Linked DNA regions of Homo sapiens: all the other regions are linked to region 1. A link is a contact called in ENCODE Hi-C or POLR2A ChIA-PET data. All regions are on one chromosome and are shown on one strand. The core of a region is the stretch at or near the end of the contact, and the rest is flanking DNA. Distances in the headings are between cores, read along the strand shown.

What was found. A loop is a pair of places that touch in the nucleus more often than their neighbours do. ChIA-PET counts read pairs that join two places held with the same protein, here RNA polymerase II (POLR2A). Pooled maps may share reads with other maps.
Region 2: a loop to region 1 is called in a map of B cell, with 22 times the contacts of the local background. The contact joins the promoter of ACAA1 here to the promoter of UBP1 in region 1. A Hi-C loop is called at or near these places in 2 of 168 maps with a recorded cell type or tissue (B cell and naive thymus-derived CD4-positive, alpha-beta T cell) and 9 of 50 pooled maps.
Region 3: a loop to region 1 is called in a pooled map, with 4 times the contacts of the local background. The contact joins the enhancer-like site here to the promoter of UBP1 in region 1. A Hi-C loop is called at or near these places in 5 of 50 pooled maps.
Region 4: a pooled map shows a loop between it and region 1 (15-fold over the local background). The contact joins the promoter of DLEC1 here to the promoter of UBP1 in region 1. A Hi-C loop is called at or near these places in 2 of 168 maps with a recorded cell type or tissue (B cell and naive thymus-derived CD4-positive, alpha-beta T cell) and 10 of 50 pooled maps. POLR2A ChIA-PET finds 5 or more read pairs at or near these places in 3 of 52 experiments (CD4-positive, alpha-beta T cell, activated B cell and endothelial cell of umbilical vein).
Region 5: a loop to region 1 is called in a map of naive thymus-derived CD4-positive, alpha-beta T cell, with 31 times the contacts of the local background. The contact joins the promoter of OXSR1 here to the promoter of UBP1 in region 1. A Hi-C loop is called at or near these places in 1 of 168 maps with a recorded cell type or tissue (naive thymus-derived CD4-positive, alpha-beta T cell), 1 of 37 single-sample maps with no recorded cell type and 12 of 50 pooled maps.

Annotation. Positions count from the first base shown.
Region 1 is chr3:33,438,322-33,442,405 of GRCh38, forward strand. It overlaps UBP1 (upstream binding protein 1), which reads right to left and starts at 2,084. Exons shown (of 16, transcript NM_014517.5): 1 at 1,415-2,084. The coding sequence starts at 1,527. RefSeq lists silencers at 1,089-1,323, 1,243-1,292, 1,523-1,842, 1,893-2,002, 2,063-2,222 and 1 more and enhancers at 1,542-2,041, 2,373-2,562, 2,773-3,062.
Region 2 is chr3:38,134,985-38,138,923 of GRCh38, forward strand. ACAA1 (acetyl-CoA acyltransferase 1) reads right to left here and starts at 2,143. Exons shown (of 12, transcript NM_001607.4): 1 at 1,881-2,143; 2 at 1,608-1,701. The coding sequence starts at 2,051. It overlaps MYD88 (MYD88 innate immune signal transduction adaptor), which reads left to right and starts at 3,677. Exons shown (of 5, transcript NM_002468.5): 1 at 3,677-3,939. The coding sequence starts at 3,717. RefSeq lists enhancers at 3,258-3,939, 3,361-3,770.
Region 3 is chr3:36,891,463-36,895,030 of GRCh38, forward strand. It overlaps TRANK1 (tetratricopeptide repeat and ankyrin repeat containing 1), which reads right to left. Exons shown (of 24, transcript NM_001329998.2): 6 at 1,439-1,522; 7 at 740-878. Among named protein-coding and RNA genes, the nearest start is that of TRANK1, 52 kb to the right of the region's middle. Within about 2 kb of position 1,734, at least 13 of the 41 ENCODE cell types and tissues checked have a DNase peak (open chromatin) inside an H3K27ac peak, as active enhancers do.
Region 4 is chr3:38,037,124-38,040,942 of GRCh38, forward strand. It overlaps DLEC1 (DLEC1 cilia and flagella associated protein), which reads left to right and starts at 2,085. Exons shown (of 37, transcript NM_007335.4): 1 at 2,085-2,513. The coding sequence starts at 2,103. RefSeq lists enhancers at 2,150-2,359, 2,650-2,879.
Region 5 is chr3:38,164,122-38,167,913 of GRCh38, forward strand. OXSR1 (oxidative stress responsive kinase 1) reads left to right here and starts at 1,416. Exons shown (of 18, transcript NM_005109.3): 1 at 1,416-1,825. The coding sequence starts at 1,756. It overlaps LOC101928234 (a long non-coding RNA gene), which reads right to left and starts at 1,355. Exons shown (of 5, transcript XR_940733.2): 1 at 1,276-1,355. RefSeq lists enhancers at 91-1,290, 451-530, 681-810, 1,081-1,180, 1,574-2,189 and silencers at 1,421-1,810, 1,861-1,910.

The DNA.
Region 1 (4,084 bases), core at 834-3,333:
ACACATATTGAACTTGCTTCACGTGCCTCCTTTGCCTTGACTATAAGCCTCGTGTTTCCAGTAGAGAGCTAAGGAGCAGAATGGCACTAGAGGAGTGCGTTTTCACTAGAGAAGCACTGCCTCTAATACTCCCCTCTGGGGTGACTCCATGACTTTCAGTAGCTCAATTTCCTCAACAACTGAAACAGCTGTTTTAGAAAATAAGCCAACTCATCTACAGGCCTTAAGTTATACAACTGCAGAGAGAAGAGGTGCCAAGTTCAGGAAGCCCAACAGAGACCAAATCAGAGCCAGACGCTGGGGAACTCCAGGTTTAATATGCCTTCCACTACTCACTTCCACACTCCAAGAAATGTCTCCAACCTTTCTGAGAGTTCTTTATGGCTCAGAATTTCTCCTTAAGATTTAAAGACCCAATTACTTCAAGGAGCAGCCACCAAGATTCCAGGCCAGCTTTAACCCAGAAGTCCTCCTCTAGAGCTGCAGTAAGATGTATGAATGCTACTGGGAAACTGTAGAGCACTTCCAAAACATCAGACATTTTCTAAAGAACAGAAAGCTACACTTAATTCACATTATTGAAAAGCTGCCAAACCACTGATTTTTAGACTTTATTAGTCAAGTCAACGCTATGGTAAACTATATTTCAATAAAGCCACTAAAAAAATACAGAGTTTCCAAATTCCTAACAGTTAAAAAGGATAAAGGGCGGAGACTAAGCTCAGATCTGTTTCAATCTCTCCATATTAAAATGAATGACTGCTGGTACAGACAGCAGAGACTAAACAATTATTTGTGGTGCAATCACTGCATCTTAAAACCCTCAAGAGGAAACAGCCTGAGAGGGTAGTCTCCAAAATGAGAAACTTCACTTTGAGACAATCAAAAGAACAAAACGAAGTCACAGTGCTACTCCCACCGCTGCTCTTTCAATTATAATTTACTAACATCAAGTGATTAAAATCTGCAGCCAGAAAAGATCATAATGTAGGACAACAAAGTAGGAACTGATCCCAAAACGCTAGACAGTATTCTCCCAATATAAGTGCTGCCTTTTCGTACAGTGTATTCTAGCTCCAATGGGACTTGTAAATCACTTATAAGGAAAAGAAGCCCCTTCCCCCACCAACCCAAGCCATCCTAATAGCTGGGCGTGTTTTACAGCAAATATGAAGCACTCAGGAGCGGTCCGAGGCCGACGCTTGCGGGGCCATCCTCCCCCACCCGCCCGTCACCAGGGCGAGCAGAGGCCTTTGGGGTTCCATGGCCCCCGACCGCCACGCGGCAGGACTCCGACCCCGCAGCCCAGGAGGCCCGCGCACCTCTGGGAGCAGCCGCATCTGGCAGAGACTCAGGGCTGCGCAGGCCTTCCCCAAGGAGACAGAGGCTTCTCCCCGCCCAGGGAGCCCAGTACCTCATGCTGTAAGCGCCGGCGCCCAGTTCCTGCCCGATGCCCGAGAGGCTGGCGTCGAAGTCGTGCACCAGCCCGGACTCGATCACCTCGTCCATCTTGAGCACCCAGGCCATCTTCCGGCCTCGCCGTCGCCCCGCACACCGCGGCCTCCGCGTCCAGGGCGAAGGAGCCGGAGCTCCGCTGGCGCGTCCTGGGGGAGGGCGCGGGTGAAGCCTCCGGAGGGGCGGCGAGTGGTCACCAGCGGCGGCCGGGACGAGAGCTGCGGGGGCCCCACTGGCAGGGCACGACGAGCCCAGCGAGCAATTGCAGCGGGAGCGGCCGGGCCGCCGGCAGCGCCACCCTCCCGCGGACACCGGCCCTGCGCCTCATGCCGGCGCCGCCGCCCAGCCCCCGCGCCGCTAGCGCTGCAGCCGCCGCCGACCGCCCCGCCCGGGGCCCCCCGGTCGCATCCTCCTCCGGGACCGCTGGGAGGCTGGACCTCGGGCCGCTCCGAGGACCACACGGGGGCAAGCCCTCCGCCCGCCCGTCACCCGCCCCCAAGCCTTGACTCCTTGCCCCCGGCCCGCCCAGGCTCTAGCGCCACACCGCCCCGGCCAACCCCGCCGACGCCGCTCTGCCGGCCGGACGCTGGCTTCAACGCGACTCCGACTTAGGTTCACGCGCCGCTTCCGCCTCCCCCGGCCCCGCCCCGACCCCGCCCCGGCGTTCGCCCCACGCCTCGGCCCTCCCCGTACAGCCCCGCGCTTAGGGCCACTCCCCGCGCCTCGCGGCCCAGGAACTGTCCAGAGAGTGCAATGCGGCCCCGCCCACGCGGCTGTTCCCAGCCGGGGTGGCCTCGCTGCGTCCCCGCACAGCAGCCCAGGAAGAGGCGGTGCCAAAAGGGCTGCCAGTTTCCGCCCCTTCTAGCGAGCGAGATGATTGACAGGCCAACTGAGCAATACCTGCAAGGGCTTGGACGAAGCTCCCGTGAGTCTCTGTGTCCCCCGACTAAACAACCAATCAAAATGTTCTTCACCTTGGGCGGGCTCGAAGACGGAATTTGTTGCCAAAAGAAAGAGTTCATTGGACTGCATGGTAGAAAGCGACCCAAAACGCCACTTCCGGAGGTGATTTGCTCCTCTGTGGTATTTCCCGGTCGTCTCTGCTTTATGCCCTCTCTACCGAGGGAGTGAGCGGTTTGCACCCCATCTGGTGACAGAAAAGCCAGTTGTGCAGAAAACCTTGATTGGCGTGAGAATAAGCCAATCAACGCTCCTGAGAAAGAGCTCTGGAAAGACTTCCCCTATTGGTTGCATTGCCGAGAGCAGCTTGGCTATCCTGAGTTGAACTAGCTGTTGGTCATCCTAAGGGCAGGCGGTCTCCTGAAGTTGGACCGAACCATTAGGACGTGCCACAGTAACAGCTACGCTGCTCAGAAGGCCCGAAGGGTCTTCCTCAGCGACCTAGCGTGGGCACGCGCCACTGCGGCCAAAAGACAGAAATCTTTTTACCGGAAGAGATGAAATAGAAAGCAGGAGCCAGAGGCTGACTTACAGAGCCAGTGTGCGGATCAGAGTTCCTTAGGAGCGGCTGCTGGCGCTTGACGGGCGGAATCCTTGCTGAAGAGAACGTCAAGGCCCGGGCTTCGCCCTGCATCGAACTTACTGCCTAAGAATAAGACCCAAATGCTGAGCGCCCCGCCCCAACTTGCCAGTTTAAGTGCAAAAATACATAGATTAAAATGTCAGCCTAATAAAGCAGTGGCACTGAGCCAGAAAAAAATAGTCTCAACGCCTGTGTGATTTAGATACTAACTTACAGGCTCACGCCTGTAATCCCAGCACTTCGGGAGGCCGAGGCGGGTGAATTAGTTGAGGTCAGGAGACCATCCCGGCCAACATGGTGAAACCCCGTCTCTACCAAAAATAACAAAAATTAGCTGGATGTGGTGGCGCGCCCATGTAATCCCAGCTACTCAGGAGGCTGAGGCGGGAGTAAGGCTTGAACCCGGGAGAAGACAGAGCAACACTCGGTCTCCAAAAAAAAAAACCACAAATTAACTTGGAGAATGTTTTTCTCTTTACACAACATTTTTGCAAACATTTCATTTGATAAAGCCATACTTTAGAGATGAGGTAATTCAGGTGAAAATGTGTAAAGATTACACAGTGCAAGGTCACACAGTAAGCAGGTAAACCGGGGCTATTTGACTAATCCAGATTTCTCTGATTCCAGGCGAAAACATTAGATTGGCCATCAGTTCAGGAAGCTCCATTCCACTATTACAAATAAATCTGCACAAACAATTGGATAGTCAAGGGAAACATTGGTCTCATTGGGGGTCTCAGATATGTCTTCATTCCATGATCTCACCTCACTTGCATAACCTAGTCTATAACCAGATTAGCCAGGCCTACTATTAGTTGTTGGAAAATTTGGAGAAATGGAATTGGGGGAAGATAATTCTCTGGTTTTTGGAGAGAGTGTAAAAGTACAAGCTACCATCAATTTTTCAATCAGGCTGTGCCCTAAGGAAGTACTGGGTCAAATATTTAGAAATTGAGCCTCAGGCTGGGCAGTGTCTCAGGCCTATGATCCCAGCGCTTTGGGAGACCAAGACTTAAAGCTTGGGAGGATGGCTTAAGGCCAGCAATTGGGAGACTAGCCTGGGCAACATGGCAAGATCCCGCT
Region 2 (3,939 bases), core at 893-3,392, 4.7 Mb after region 1:
CGACTATTGGTTCTATTTACTGAGATAGGAGAAAACCGCCCTGTGGCTGGAAGCGAAATATGCTGGCAGCAATACTGCTCTGTTACTCTTTGCTACACTGAGATGTCTGGGTAAAGAGAAACAAAAATCTAGCCTACATGCACATCTCAGCACAGTACCTTCCCTTGAACTTATTTATGATGCAGATTCCTTTACTCACATGTTTTCCTGCTGACCTTCTCCCCACCATCACCCTGTTCACCCCGTTTTGCCTGAAGAGGGCCTGCCCCTCCACACCTGTGGGTATTTCTCGCAAGGTGGAGACGAGAAACTGAGAAAAGAAATGACACAGAGACAAAGTATAGAGGAAGAAAAGTGGGCCCAGGGGACTGGTGCTCAGCAATTGAGGACCTACACCAGCACTGGTCTCTGAGTTCCCTCAGTATTTATTGATCACTATCTCTACTATCTTGGCAAGAGGGATGTGGCATTATATACCATTACTATAAGGTAATGGTGGGGAGGGGGTCAACAGGAAAAAATGTGAGCAAAGGACTCAGTGTCATAAGTAAGTTTAAGGAAAGGTGCTGTGCCTGGATGTGCACATAGGCCAGATTTATGTTTGACTTTACACAAACATCTCAGTGCAGTAAAGAGCAGTATTGCCGCCAGCATGTCTCACCTGCAGCCATAAGGCGGTTTTCTCCTATCTCAGTAAATAGAATGTATGGTTGGGTTTTACACCCAAGACATTCCATTCCCAGGGACAAGCAGGAGACAGATGCTTTCCTCTTATCTCAACTGCAAAGAGGCCTTCCTCTTTTACTAATACTCCTCAGCACCGACCCTTTACGGGTGTCTGCAAAGAGGCCTTCCTCTTTTACTAATACTCCTCAGCACAGACCCTTTACGGGTGTCGGGCTGGGGGACTGTAAGGTCTTTCCCTTCCCACTAGGCCATATCTCAGACAATCTCAGTGGGGGGAAACCTGGACAATACCCAGGCTTTCTTGGGCAGAGGTCCCTGCGGCCTTTCGCAGTGCACTGTGTACCTGGTTAATCGAGAATGGAGAATGGCGATGACTTTTACCAAGCATACTGCCTGCAAACAAATGGTTAACAAGCCACATCCTGCACAGCCCTAAATCCCTCAAACCTTGATTCAATACAGCACATGTTTCTGTGAGCACAGGGTTGGGGCTAAGGCTACAGATTAACAGCATCTCAAGGCAGAAAAATTTTTCTTAGTACAGATCAAAATGGAGTTTCTTCTGTCTTCCTTTTCTACACAGACACAGTAACAGTCTGATCTCTCTTCCTTTCCCCCACACTGCCGCACTCCCCTTGCCGAGATAGTGAAAATAGTAATCAATAAATACTGAGGGAACTCGGAGACCGATGCCGGTCACCTGGGCCCACTCTACACTTTGTCTCTGCGTCTTATTTCTTTTCTCAGTCTCTCCTCCCATCTGACGAGAAATACCCACAGGTGTGAAGGGGCAGGACCCCTTCAAAGGTCAAGGCCATGGAGGTTCCCCCAGTGAAAATTCGGGGCGGGGAGGTGAGGAGAGCTCTGGACGAACGGAAGAACGGGGAAGGCCCAGCGCAGGGCCTGAGTGGTTCGCTCACCGACACAGATGTCCCCCAGCTGTTCCGGCCTCAGATTCACGTCCTTGAGAACCGCGGTCATGACTGCCGAGAGAAGCTCGTCGGGGGTGGTGTCCTGCAGCAGAAAGAGCAGCCGCAGTGACCCCCACTCCCCCATGCCCACCCCAGGGAGACAAAGCGACCACAGCTGGGTGCGGAGCTGCCTCCGGCGTCCAGGATAACCAAACATACGAACCGGACCCCAGCCCGCGCCGGCGTCTTCCCACACTCGGCGCCCAGACCCTCGGGCCTCACCTTGAAGCCGCCGCGGCCCGCCCGGCAGATGGCCGTGCGCCGCCCGTGCACCACCACCACGTCCGCGGCCGAGGCCTGCGGGGCACCGCTCAGGCAAGGCGCGGCCTGCGGCATCCAGCCGGAATCGGCCGGACCCCTCAGGTGGCCCAGCACTACCTGCAGCCTCTGCATTGCGCAGGTCAACCCTGCAGACCAGCCACCAGTCCGGGAACTGACCGCGGAGTTAACAGACAGCCGTCCGCACACGCGCAGAACCACATCTCAGCCTCCAAGGCCTCAACTCCGCCCACAGCTCTGCGAACAGACGCGAGCGACCCTCCAAAAGTCCCGTCCACCTCCAGCCTCAGCCAACCACAAGGAGAGTCGGCCTGGGAACCCGCCCCTCCCCGCCACCGCCTACCAAGCCCTCTATAGGAGGGCCCACAGGCACCGCCCAGCCGAGCTTTCCACTCAATGCCCCGCCTACCTTGGCCTACCGCAGCCAACCAGAAGGTGTATCTTTACGAATCCCCGCCCAGAAATGCAGACCGGAAGTCTTTCCACCTTTTGTAGCCAAACCCGAGACCTGACCCCCAAATCCCTGTCTCCTGCCCGCAGCCAAACGGAAGGCTGGGCAGCCAGGACCGCTTACTGCTTGGGGGCTGGAGATGGAAGCCGAGGCTCTAATTCCTCTACCCACTTCCTAGGAGGCTCTGCTATCCCTCCGGTCCCAGTACCCGAGCTGGGGGACCTAAATACTTCCGAGACGCCCGAGTCCTGCTCCGACGTGGTTGGGCTTTCCCATTCTTTCGAGAAGACAGGGAATTTGGGCTTCCGGGCTGGCCGGGAGAACAGATTTTACAGACATGCGGGGTGTGACAAGCTCTCTAACTGGAGAATGAACATTTCACACTTTTACCAGTTTTACACCCAATTGGAATGATTTTATTAGTGCCCATTTCCCGTGCTAGGCTGGGGTCTCCACCAAGGCAGAGAGGTACCATGTATCCGGGGAGCCTGCGACACCCTTGACACTTAGTAGATGATCAATAAGTACTTGTCGAATGAGTAAATGAATGAACCAGGGCTCCCCAGGTCAGGACTGTGTCCCTAAACCTAAAGGGCAAGGCCACGTGCCCCCTTGACTCCCAATAGCAGGGCCATGTCTTCACCTGAGACCCTGGAGAGTAGTGCTGGGCTTTCCACAGACACCAAAGGACAGGGTGCCTTGTGCTCCCCAACCTAGTGTCATGACGTCCCCAACCATTTCGAGGGCAGGGCCACGGCATGCCTCAGGCTCCAGAAGGCAGCTGTCCGTTTCCCACTCCCACCTCGGGGAGCACAGCAGGGGTCTTCCCATACCCCTACTGGCAGGATTGCGTGTTCCCCAGAGACAGTGGAGGGCAGAGCTGGTGCCTTCCCACTTGTCCCCTCCTCGCCATCCTCGAGGGCAGGACCGTATGAACCCCTCAGATTCCTCCGTGGAAGAACTGTGGCTCCACCAGATCCCAAAAAGCAAGGCCCGTTTCCTACAACCCCCGAAGGAGGGTCGTCCTCACTCCGCCGCCAACCTACTAGCACCATCACCAGACCCTCGAGGGCGGTGCCGTGGACCTCTCCAGATCTCAAAAGGCAGATTCCTACTTCTTACGCCCCCCACATCACCCGCCTCGAGACCTCAAGGGTAGAGGTGGGCACCCCCGCCTCCGCACTTTTGCTCGGGGCTCCAGATTGTAGGGCAGGGCGGCGCTTCTCGGAAAGCGAAAGCCGGCGGGGCGGGGCGGGTGCCGCAGGAGAAAGAGGAAGCGCTGGCAGACAATGCGACCCGACCGCGCTGAGGCTCCAGGACCGCCCGCCATGGCTGCAGGAGGTCCCGGCGCGGGGTCTGCGGCCCCGGTCTCCTCCACATCCTCCCTTCCCCTGGCTGCTCTCAACATGCGAGTGCGGCGCCGCCTGTCTCTGTTCTTGAACGTGCGGACACAGGTGGCGGCCGACTGGACCGCGCTGGCGGAGGAGATGGACTTTGAGTACTTGGAGATCCGGCAACTGGAGACACAAGCGGACCCCACTGGCAGGCTGC
Region 3 (3,568 bases), core at 484-2,983, 3.5 Mb after region 1:
TCCTGGGGAGATGATACAGCCTACAAGAGGTAGACTAGACAAGTTCTCTCGGCCCTTTCTGGCACTAAACTGCTATGGGTGAATGTCCCACAGTGCTGCTACGTGTGCTTGGAAAGAAAAACAAACTTCTATCTAAAGTGTGAGTGTGTGCATATGTGTGTGTTAATGATAAAATAAAAATATTTTTAAAGTTAAAGCCTATAACCAGATGGCAAAGCTTAAAAAAGAATTTCATGAAAATAGCAGTCCTTTAAAAGAAGCACAGCCAAACTGTATCAGCAACAGCTCATGTCTCCCTTGGGATACCCCCAGCCAAGGGACTATGTTCTGTGTCCCACAACACAGCCGTCAACCCTAGAGTGAAAATGAACCGAGAGAAATAGACCAAAGCTGCCTATGCCGGAAGGAGGAAACTCTGCAGGTCTCCTGGGAGTGTTGCCCAGCAACAGCTGTCTGTCCTAAGTCCCTTCCATGGGTCCCAGGGCTCCATCCTCCTGCCAGGATCTGCCTAGAGTCACAGAATCCTTTCCGTTTGGACCTCCTGCAGCTACTAGGTGCCAGGAAAGATAAAAATGATACTATTTTCCTGCTGCTTCATTCATTTGAATAATCAGATCATTTGAATATTCAAATGGTCTGCATTCAAGTGGCTTAATTCTAGTTTCACTTGAGCTCAACAGAGTTCCAGAACTAGGCTAGAAGGGCAGCTTGGAGGGTGGAAAACTGGGAGAAGACTCACTGGCTTGGATACAGAGTCGCATGAGGGCATGAAGGGGATACGGTCCTATAGTCTCAACACTTGCACCAATGGAGATGAGCCACTGGACTAACTTGGGCACTTGTTCCATCTTCTCATAAAGTCCAATGAAAACGTATTTCTGGGGAAAAAAAACACACAGGACAAATTATGGAAGTCACTAATCAATATGAAGCTTCAAACTCCTTTACCCATAAAGTATGGAATCAGTAAAACTTGGATTAGCTGTGGTCCAAGCCTAGGATTATTATAAATAACAAATTTGTGGTAAGGCAGCTGAAGGAGAAAGTACAAGACACAAGGAAGTGTATGTTTCAAGAAATCGCCTTGCGAGGCGCAGTGATTCACGCCTATAATCCCAGCACTTTGGGAGGCCAAGGTGGCCGATCACCTGAGGTCAGGAGTTCAAGACCAGCCAGGCCAACATGGCGAAACCCCATCTTTACCAAAAAATACAACAATTAGCCGGGCACTGTGGTAGGCGCCTGTAATCCCAGCTATTCGGGAGGCTGAGGCAGGGAGAATTGCTTCAACCCAGGAGGAGGAGGTTACAGTGAGCTATCATGCCACTGCACTCCAGCCTGGGCGAAAGGGCGAGACTCAGTCTCAAAACAAAACAAAACAAAACAAAACATATATATATATATATATAGATATATATAGATATATATATCACCTTACCTCAAAGAGACTTTTCAGTGATAACTCTGGGACATGAATATTTCTTGGTAATCGGTCTTTTTTTGCTGACAGAAGCAGAAATGACTGGTGGGAGAAGACAGAAAAGGCTGGAATAATAATGTTCTCCACATAGGTTATTAAAGCAAAAAAGTTATTTTAAGCTTTAAAACAAGCAAATAAAAAAAAACCACTCTCTAGCCTTGTCTTTTTTTAAAGTGCTTGCCAAGTTTTTCAGCTATTTGCTGTGACAATTAAAGTCTCTGTCTAGCCAACTTCCTGTTCCTGCTGAGGACTAAGGCCCCTCCACACTTCCTCAAAGCCTGCTGAGGACAGGAGCAGATGATGTCATGTAGCATTTCACAGCATAGTTGCAATGAGATTACAAAAAAAAAAGAGTAATTCCCTGCCAAGTTCTTAAGGCTTAGCAAGTGGAAGACTCAAATCCTTTAGAAATATCCCATCCCAATCAATTATTCCTCACATCAGCGTTTTAAAAGCCCCAAGTACTTGGAGCCCATTAGACCCTGTCAATGGTGTGCTGCAGCCGGCTCCTATCAGCTACTGAGTTGATGATGCACATCTCCTCCTAACTCCAAGTCTTGTATGTCATATTAGTAGCTGGAAATTGGCCATGGTGAGAGTATTTATACTACCAAAGTTAGCAAATGCTACAAATCGGGACCTTTTCTTTTCAGAGACCCAGTTGTTAAACTACTGACCCTATCTAAAGTTGCTGAAGAGACTAAATCCCAGAGAAGTTAAGCCAGTTTTCACAGGTCTCACAGCACATCTTGAGAAGCCCCTACTGAGATCATTCAGGTATGCTAACAGATCTAAGAATTCCCGGCTCTGTTATGACCATGACTGGAGACCCAGTCTCAGCTCCAGCCTCTCTCATGTATGGCTTTTGCCAGTGGACTTAGGACCACAGGAACTGAGCCCATGGCCACATCTCACTTCTAGTTTCTTTCAGATTGATACCCATTCTTTTTTTTTTTTTGAGACAGAGTCTCACTCTTGTTGCCCTGGCTAGAGTGCAGTGGTGCAATCTCAGCTCACTGCAACCTCTGTGATGCCCATTCTTAACTTTTTGCCCTAAACAAGCCTCGCTGCCCACACTCAACCCCACATGATAAGTTCAGCATTCTAGTGGGCAGATTGCTGGCCTTTTAAAAGATGCTTCTGTCTGCAGTATTTGGGAATTACCAGAGCCTCACTGCAGGTAGGATGTTGGACCTGCCACTTGGGCTGGATTCCTGGGCCCTCCCTTGACTGGCTGGGATAATAATCTATTAGGAGTTGCCTGTCTCCCATTCTCTCATTCTCTGCCTAGGCCATGGAGCTCTATTCATATCCACCCCACACTGGGAAGAGAGGACAAGGTTCTTTCCCTGAGTGCAGTAAATTAAACTATCTTCCTGCTAATGAGGCCTAAGGCCTCCTGCTCACAGATCTACCCTAGCACTTGGAATCACAGAATTTCAAAACTTTTTAAAAAATAAAGCTGGAAGGATCCTTATAAATCTCTTAGGCCAGCTACCTTATCCCAGGAGAAAATATCTCAAATGTCTTTTAATGGGACCCTGGATTTCTGACTACTGGTTCCCCAAGAGTTCAGTCTGCCTTCCTCAACCCTGCTGCCTGCCCTCCCAAGATTTTTTAATACAGGGGTAAGCTTCAGGGAGCCCATGGCTGGACTCCAGGAGGTTTCCCATGAACCCCCTGAAACTATACACATAATTGTCAGTGCATGACAAGAGAGCCCCACAGATTTCATTCGATTTCCAACAGAATCCATTACCTTGCCCAAAATTTAAGAATTCTCTATTCTAAAGTCATCCAACCTGCTAGGATCAGGAGTCCTTAATAGGTTGCCCTTGTTTTTGGTGACTTTTCTGGACTGCCCAGCTTTTGAAAGCCCAGGAGGGCTGTTCTAACCAAATTCGTAGCTTGGCCAGCCCATTCTCATGAGCACTTATAGCCTATCACCAATGACGACTACTATTCACTGGGCACTTAGAATATGCCAGGTATTATAAAACCCCTCAGCTCAATGCCTGGCACTGTAAACCTTCCACAAACATTACCTGATAGGTGCTCTTGTCCATTATTTCTGATCTCACCAAAACT
Region 4 (3,819 bases), core at 835-3,334, 4.6 Mb after region 1:
GAGACCTCTCCCAGGCTAGTCAGACTCTGTGACTGTCTCTGAGGCTGTCTAGAGGCAGGGTGGAGAAGCCAAAAGTAATGGCAAGAGTCCATTGTCCTGTCCTTCCCTATAACAGGGAAGGGGGCCAGAGAGCCTCCACAAGCGGAACTGCTCCTAAATGACAAGACCACCCAACTGGGGCTCCATTTGCCACATTAGAGCAATGGAGGCCCCCAGACTGTTGCACCCCTCTTCCTACCCACAGCTCCTTCCTGCACCACTGGGGGCCTTGCATGCTTGTGGAAAATTGGAGAAATGCCTGTTTGCCAAAGCTCCCTCCACTTCCCTCCTCCTCCCCCCACCATAGCTACCCTTTTAAGTCAGCCCTGGGAGGATAAACTTAAAGAAGAGGCCTGCATAGGCCCTGGAATGAACTCAGGACATGTGGGCACATACTTTTGGGGTCCCATGTGCCTGGAGGCGAGGCACGGGGCACATCATCTTGGCCCTGTGATCTCTTACTCTGTGGGAAAGAGTGCGGGGGACAGCCAGAGATGGGCCTCTCAAGCACACAGTCCAGGGCAGGCGGCCCTGGCTTCTCAGCTCTCAGGACAGAAAAGGTCCTGGAAAGGACAAAAGAGAGAGCCAGGCCCAACCAAGAGAAGTAGAAGTGGAAGTAGCCCAGGTGTGTGGGCAAGCATGCTAGCACTCATCTCTGGAAGTGGGTTTCAGGATGTAAGGCAAGCAAACTCAGTGTGGAGTAGAAAGTGGTTGGTTGTATCACCTGTGAGCAAAAGCCATGGTGTGCAAATGACAACAGTCAATGTGATGTTATGCTGCTGCCCTGGACAAATGCAGTCCTCTTTTCCATCTCAGTGATGCTGTCATCACCCCCCTGATTGCACACACAGGATACCTGGGAGTCATTCTTGGTGCCTGTTTCTTACCTCCCATTATCCACCAGCAAGTCTTATCAATTCTACTTTTTGGATCTATCTCCAATCCAGTTCCCTCTCTCTCATCCAATCTCCCTTCATCTCTTTCCTAACTTCTGTGCTAGTTTCCTAACTGAACTTCCTGATGCCTCTTGCCTCTCCTGTCTATTCTCATAGCAATCAGAATGATCTTAGTAAAACAGAGCTGACCATGACATGCCCCAGCTTAAGACCCTTGATGAACCTCCTACTGCCCTCAAAATAAAGTCCAAATTCCCTATTGTGGCCTACCAACCCACTTATGATCTGGCCCTAACCTATCAGTGTCATTCCTCCACCCTCACACTCTTTAAGTTCCACTCCTCCTGAATTTCATTCCGTCCTTCCCACATTTTTAAATATTTTGTAAAGATGGGGTCTCCCTATGTTGCCCAGGCTGGTCTCAAACTCCTGGCTTCAAGTGATCCTCGTGCCTCAGCCTCCCAAAGTGTTGGGATTACAGGTGTGAGCCACCACACACACGCTCTTATTTAGGTACTTTTTTGTTTTTTGTCATTCTACTAACTGTAGTACTGCATTGTGGTTTTAATTTCCACTTCTTTGATGACTAATGATGTTCAGTCTACTCCTTCTTTGAAATCTCTGCTTGGTTTTCATTTGTTCCAAGAAGTAATCGCTCCTTCTACAGACTAAGTTCCTGTCCTCCTTTGTAGTTCCATGACAACCAATATTTATCTCCACCTTGGCCTTAACCCACTAAAGTACAGTTGTTTTACTTTTACCTCCACACCCACCGCCATCATCACAAACACACACATACACGACTGTGCACTTCCTGAAGGCAGAAGCAGCATCATACTTCTTTGGTATCTTCAGCAATCAGCACAGACCTGAAACACAATCTTTACACAATAAATATGATGAGTGAATGAACAGTTGCTTAACAAATTAAAGAATGGATGAAGGTAGGTAGTTAGGTACAAGGTTTTGCAGATAGGCCTGGCTGTGTCAATTAAACCTTTCTTCATGGGTCCTCACACTTAGTAAGCTCACTTTTAAAAGGACAATGCTGAAGACACAAATGTTTACAATGACCACAGCGATGACGGGATCCGAGAGAAAGGCAAGGCGGAAGGGGTGAGGCCGGAAGCCGAAGTGCCGCAGGGAGTTAGCGGCGTCTCGGTTGCCATGGAGACCAGGAGCTCCAAAACGCGGAGGTCTTTAGCGTCCCGGACCAACGAGTGCCAGGGGACAATGTGGGCGCCAACTTCGCCACCAGCCGGGTCCAGCAGCCCCAGCCAGCCCACCTGGAAGTCCTCCTTGTATTCCTCCCTCGCCTACTCTGAGGCCTTCCACTACAGCTTCGCAGCCCGGCCCCGCCGCCTCACGCAGCTTGCGCTGGCGCAGCGTCCCGAGCCTCAGCTGCTTCGTCTGCGCCCCTCCTCGCTGCGCACCCAAGATATCTCGCACTTGCTCACCGGCGTCTTCCGCAACTTGTACTCAGCCGAGGTCATCGGCGACGAAGTGAGCGCAAGCTTGATCAAGGCCCGCGGCAGCGAGAATGAGCGCCACGAGGAGTTCGTGGACCAGCTGCAGCAGGTAACGTGGCGGTGGCGTCGCGTCTGCGGACGGTGCCGGGGTCTCAGCGCTCGGCACGCGTCAGCACCTGCCAGGTGCCAGGCGCTGTTCCAGGATCTGGGGCTGCAGTTGAGAAACAGCCCATCATGCCGAAGTGGGCCCGACATTCTAGTGGAAGGACGCTCTATCCATACACACACATGCGCAAATACCACACATACCACACAACGTGCGGCATATATCTGTAGCACCTGTCTATATTTCTCTAGACACATACGTTATATATTGCATATATCAATGAACGACTGCGGCAGACCGCTGAATAGTTGTTCCATGGAGAGGATAAAGCCAAAAGTCACCCGGCTTTGGGGTGCCTTTGTATCACAAACCACAATCTTGACTGGGCCATTCATGCGCAGATTTTAGGAAGCGTGTCTAGCCTCTAGAACAGCAACTCTGCTTCCTCATCTGTACAAGGAGAAAACCAGCTGACTCGCGGCCTCTGTGCTGAGTCGGCCTCTGCTGGCCACACTACTGAAGACTCCCTTAAACTTGTGGGCACTCCTCCCATACCCGATCCTTTACCCCGGTGTGCTTCCTGCCTCTCAGATCTTCTTCTTCTCCTTTCTGTTCTGTCCTCTACCTGCCCCTTAAGTGACATGCATCCCACGTCGTTAGCTTCAGTCATTCCTTCACTTAACACATTTGTTGAATGTCTGCTGGGTGTCATACTCTGTTCTAGGCAGTGGGGATTCAGCAGTGAATAAAAACGCCAGTGTTCGGGCACACCCACACTCACACACGCAACCTGTCCTCTGTAGCTTTCAACCTAACTGAGGTAGATAGACATTAACAAAATGAATACCTATACAGTATGTGAGATACTTACAGGACCAGTCTCGCCGCCTCCACGGGTTATAGGCTTCTTAAAGTGCAGCCAGAGCCCCTGGCTGGGATCCTGTACTCTGTGATTCGTGGGTCACCACATTCACTCTGCTAAGACTTCAGCCTACCCAGCCAGACCTTGCCCTTGAACTTCAGACTCACATCCCTGTCATTCACATGAGCCAGAATATATGGAGCATTATAAACCTATAAACCCCATGACCAGTCACCCAGTTCACTGGATTCTATCTTCTCAGTATCTGTCCCATAAGTAGCCACTATACCAGAGTCTGAATTGGCAAATAGTGATCCCTTTTTTTGAAGAAAAAAAGTAATACATATTACAAATTTTTTTTTTTGACAGAGTCTGGCTCTGTTGCCCAGGCTGGAGTGCAGTGATGTGATCACAGCTCACTGCAGCCTTAACATCAGGGGCTCAACT
Region 5 (3,792 bases), core at 166-2,665, 4.7 Mb after region 1:
CCCTAAAAGGGGTCCCTGCTCCGTCTCAGCTGGGCCTAGGTGAAGGTCTCTTCCTTTTTCTGAGACGGTGTCTCCGTCTGTTGCCCAGACTGGAGTGCAGTGGCATGCTCTCGGGTCACTGCAACCTTCGCCTCCTGCTTCAGCCTCCCTAGTAGCTGGGATTACAGGCGCCAGCCACCACGCCCAGCGATTTTTCTGTATTTTAGTAGAGAGGGAGTTTCACCATGTTGGTCAGGATGGTCTCGAACTCCTGACCTCAGGTGGTCCGCCCGCCTCCGCCTCCCAAAGTGTTGGGATTACAGGCGTGAGCCACCGCACCCGGCCTAAGGTCTCTTCCTTAAAGACTGCCGTTGGACTGAAAGGTGTCCAACCTAGAACAGTTTCGCACCTAGCCCTATCCCTGTTGGATGCTCATTATTTTTTAAAATCCAATTTACCAAGCGTGTTCAGTCTTCAGCTCGCTAATTTCTCTAACGGCCGTACGTAGTCAAACTGAGAAAACTGTTCAGTGGGGGCGACAAAAGCCAACGCCCGTGAGACAACCCCCAAATCCGTGGGTCGATCTCACTTGTTTAATACCCCAAGCCCTGTCCGGGGGGAAGAAAGACAACCTCCCGAGTCCCTCAAGGCAGGTGCTTATTTGAGCTTCAGATCTAAAGCTGCGAATGGACAGAACCCGCCCAGTGCAGGGTGGACCCGCGAGAGACAGCGCCGCGACAAGCGTTAGAGAGAACGTCCGCCTTGAAAAAAATGTCACCAGGCAAACTTCCAGTTTCACTCCGACCAGTGGCCCAAGGCCTTTTATCCTAGTTGGCAGTGGTCCACACCCAAAGGCTACCCCACCCAGCCGCTCCCTCAGGGTTTCTCCACACCCTGTAGAGCCTTTCGCACGTCTCGAGGGTGTGACGGTTACGCCGTGACGTCACTCCAGAGGAAGTGGTAAGACGAGCGCGGTAACGGAGCTCTTGAAGGGCTGCAGCCCTAACACGGAGAAGCGCGCTAAGAGCCTGGAGGCGGGACCAATTTATGACTGACGTCTACCCACACCCATTGCTTTTCTGATTCCTTCTCAAACAAACCAATGAATGCGACGACGGAGACAGCAGCGTGCCCCAGGCGCTAGAAGTGGCTCTGCCCCTTCTACTTTGCTGCCCTTTGGTCGCCATGCTTAGTGTGGCTACTGCCTCTGTGCTACTTGAGGCTCTCCTACGGCTTTTCGATGCCTTCGATGAACCTCTACCTAAGCACTTCTTCCCTTTCACCGCGAACTCCTACCTTCTCGGGTTTCTAGCTTGCTCACTTTACATCCAGCCACACTGGAGATGGCGGCCGGAGGCGGGCCCGAGGTGGGGCGTGACCAGCGCAGTGACGTCAGCGCGCTGCGTGTCGGCAGGTGGAGGAAGAGGGGAAAGTTTGGCCCGTGCGTGGGGCTGGGGTGGAGGGCGGGACAGAGGGGCTGGGCCCAGGCAAAGCTTCTGTCGCTGCTGCTGCGGAGGCCGAGGACAGGACGTGGGCTGGGCCGGGCAGTGCCGGACTCGGAGGAGCAGGAGGCGAGGTCCGCCGGAGCTCTGAGCCCCCGCTGCTCTGCCGCGCGGTGACCCCGCGCCCCGGCGCCGTCCGACCCGTGGCTGTTCCGAGACGATTGGTGGGGGCGCGGCGGCGGCGGCGGCGGCTGTTGGGGGTGGGGAGACGCGCGGCGAGGAGACGAGCGAGGTCAGCGAGTTTGAGGGAGGACCGCGAGCCGCTGCCGCCGTCATGTCCGAGGACTCGAGCGCCCTGCCCTGGTCCATCAACAGGGACGATTACGAGCTGCAGGAGGTGATCGGTGAGAGCAGGCGCTGCGGAGGGGGGAGGCGCGGCGCTGGGAGGCGGGGGACACGGGAACGTGGGGAGCCGCGGGAGCTCGGGGAGCGCAGCCCTCATAGGAATTCGTGGGGCGCTTGTGGGGCTGGGGGCTTGTAGGACGCTTGTGTCGAGGAGCGCGTGTGAGACGGGAAGGGGGTTTTGAGGCGCGCGCCTGTGAGGTGGCGTGGGGTGGGGTGAGGCTTGAGGGGGCTCAGGAGAGATTTGTGTACAGGATTCTCAAATGTGTGGACAGGAGCGGCCCATGTGTCTTGTAGAGAAAGAAAGTGCAGGTGTGGGACAGGCCTTTCCGAGGCTGTGTGAGAAATGGGATCTTGAAGTGGGCACAGCCATCGATTTCTGGGATTGTGGGATAGATAGGGAGCTTTAAGTTTTTCCTCCATCCGTGCTGGGGCGAACTGGGGATCCTCCAGGTGAAGCTGCAGGAACCGCGCTGAGCAACCGAGACCCAACTTACGACTCCTTCCAACTGACTTTCCAGTCGGGGAGGTAGACATTAAATAAGAAGACAAAAAGAAGTAAGAAGGGCTGGGCGTGGTGGCTCACGCCTGTAATCCCACCACTTTGGGAGGCCGAGGCGGGCGGATCACGAGGTCGGGGGTTCGAGACCAGCCTGGCCAATATGGTGAAACCCCGTCTCTACTAAAAATACAAAAATTAGTTGGGTGTGGTGGTGCGCGCCTGTAATCCCAGCTACTCGGGAGGCTGAGGCAGAAGAATCCTTGAACCCGGGAGGCGGAGCTTGCAGTGAGCTGAGATCGCGCCACTGCACTCCAGCCTGGGCGACAAACCCTGACTCTGACTCAAAAAAAAAAAAAAAAAAAAAAAAATTTGAAGAGGCTTTGGCAAGTGCCATGAAGGAGATAAACAAGATGTTCTGATAGAGAATAACCTGGAGATCTACTTAGGGTGATTTCAAGGAAAATTCTTTTTCTGAGGCGATAACATTTCAGTTGAGCCCTGAAGCATGAGAAGTGAGGATTAAGAGCCTCGGGAAGATTTTTCCTTACAGAGGGATATAGAGATGCAGTGGCCTTGAGTAAGGGAAGAGCTTGATTTGTTTTAGGACCTGAAGGAAGGCTGGCAAGGATAGAGAGGGAAGGGAGGAGCCAGATCTTAGGGATCTTCTCAGCTTTGGTACAGATTTTGGAATTTTAAGTATCACTGGAGGCCCTCAAATAGTGCCTTGACGTGATCCGATAAATTGGGCTGGTGTGTGAAAAGATTTGAAGGGGGTCCAGGAATACCAGTTGGCAGAGACCAAAACTTGCACATAGATTGTAATTCTCACAGAAGCCTAGGGATTGGGAGGAGGCTGGGGACTGGGGATGAGGGGAGTATTTGTTGGACAACAATAACCCAGTGACCTTGGAAATCAAAATGTTTAGCTATACAGGCTCAATCCAACGGACATGAGCAGACACCTGTGTATTGGAGGAAGGCGAATTATCTGCTTTGCCAGCATCCTGCCCTAAAATTAGTTTTATAACAAAGACCAACTGAAGACTTCCTAGCTGCCTTGGGGGTGTCAGTGTTTATTTCACTGTGGGTTTAAAAAGAACTTCGTGAAATAATTTTTGTTTTTACTTGCCTCTTGTTTTAAGACAATCTGGGCTTAAAGCAATATTGGTTCGTATAGGAAAAACAAAAACAAAACAAAACAACTCGGACTAAATAAAGACATCACATCTTTGCTTAAGCCACTTCATGGGCCTGTGTCCTTGCTACATATTGGGTCTTTGACATGTATTCGTTGGTTCTAAAGACAGCTAGTTCCCGGTCTGGACTGATTGCTTCTGGTTCCCCCAGTCAGAGTTTCATATTGAAGGAAAGGATTAAATGGAAGATTCCAAAATGATGTCAGAGAAGTAAAGAGGAGGTTCCCTATCATCATTTTAAAAGAAGAGTTTTTTTTTTTTTTTTCTGGTA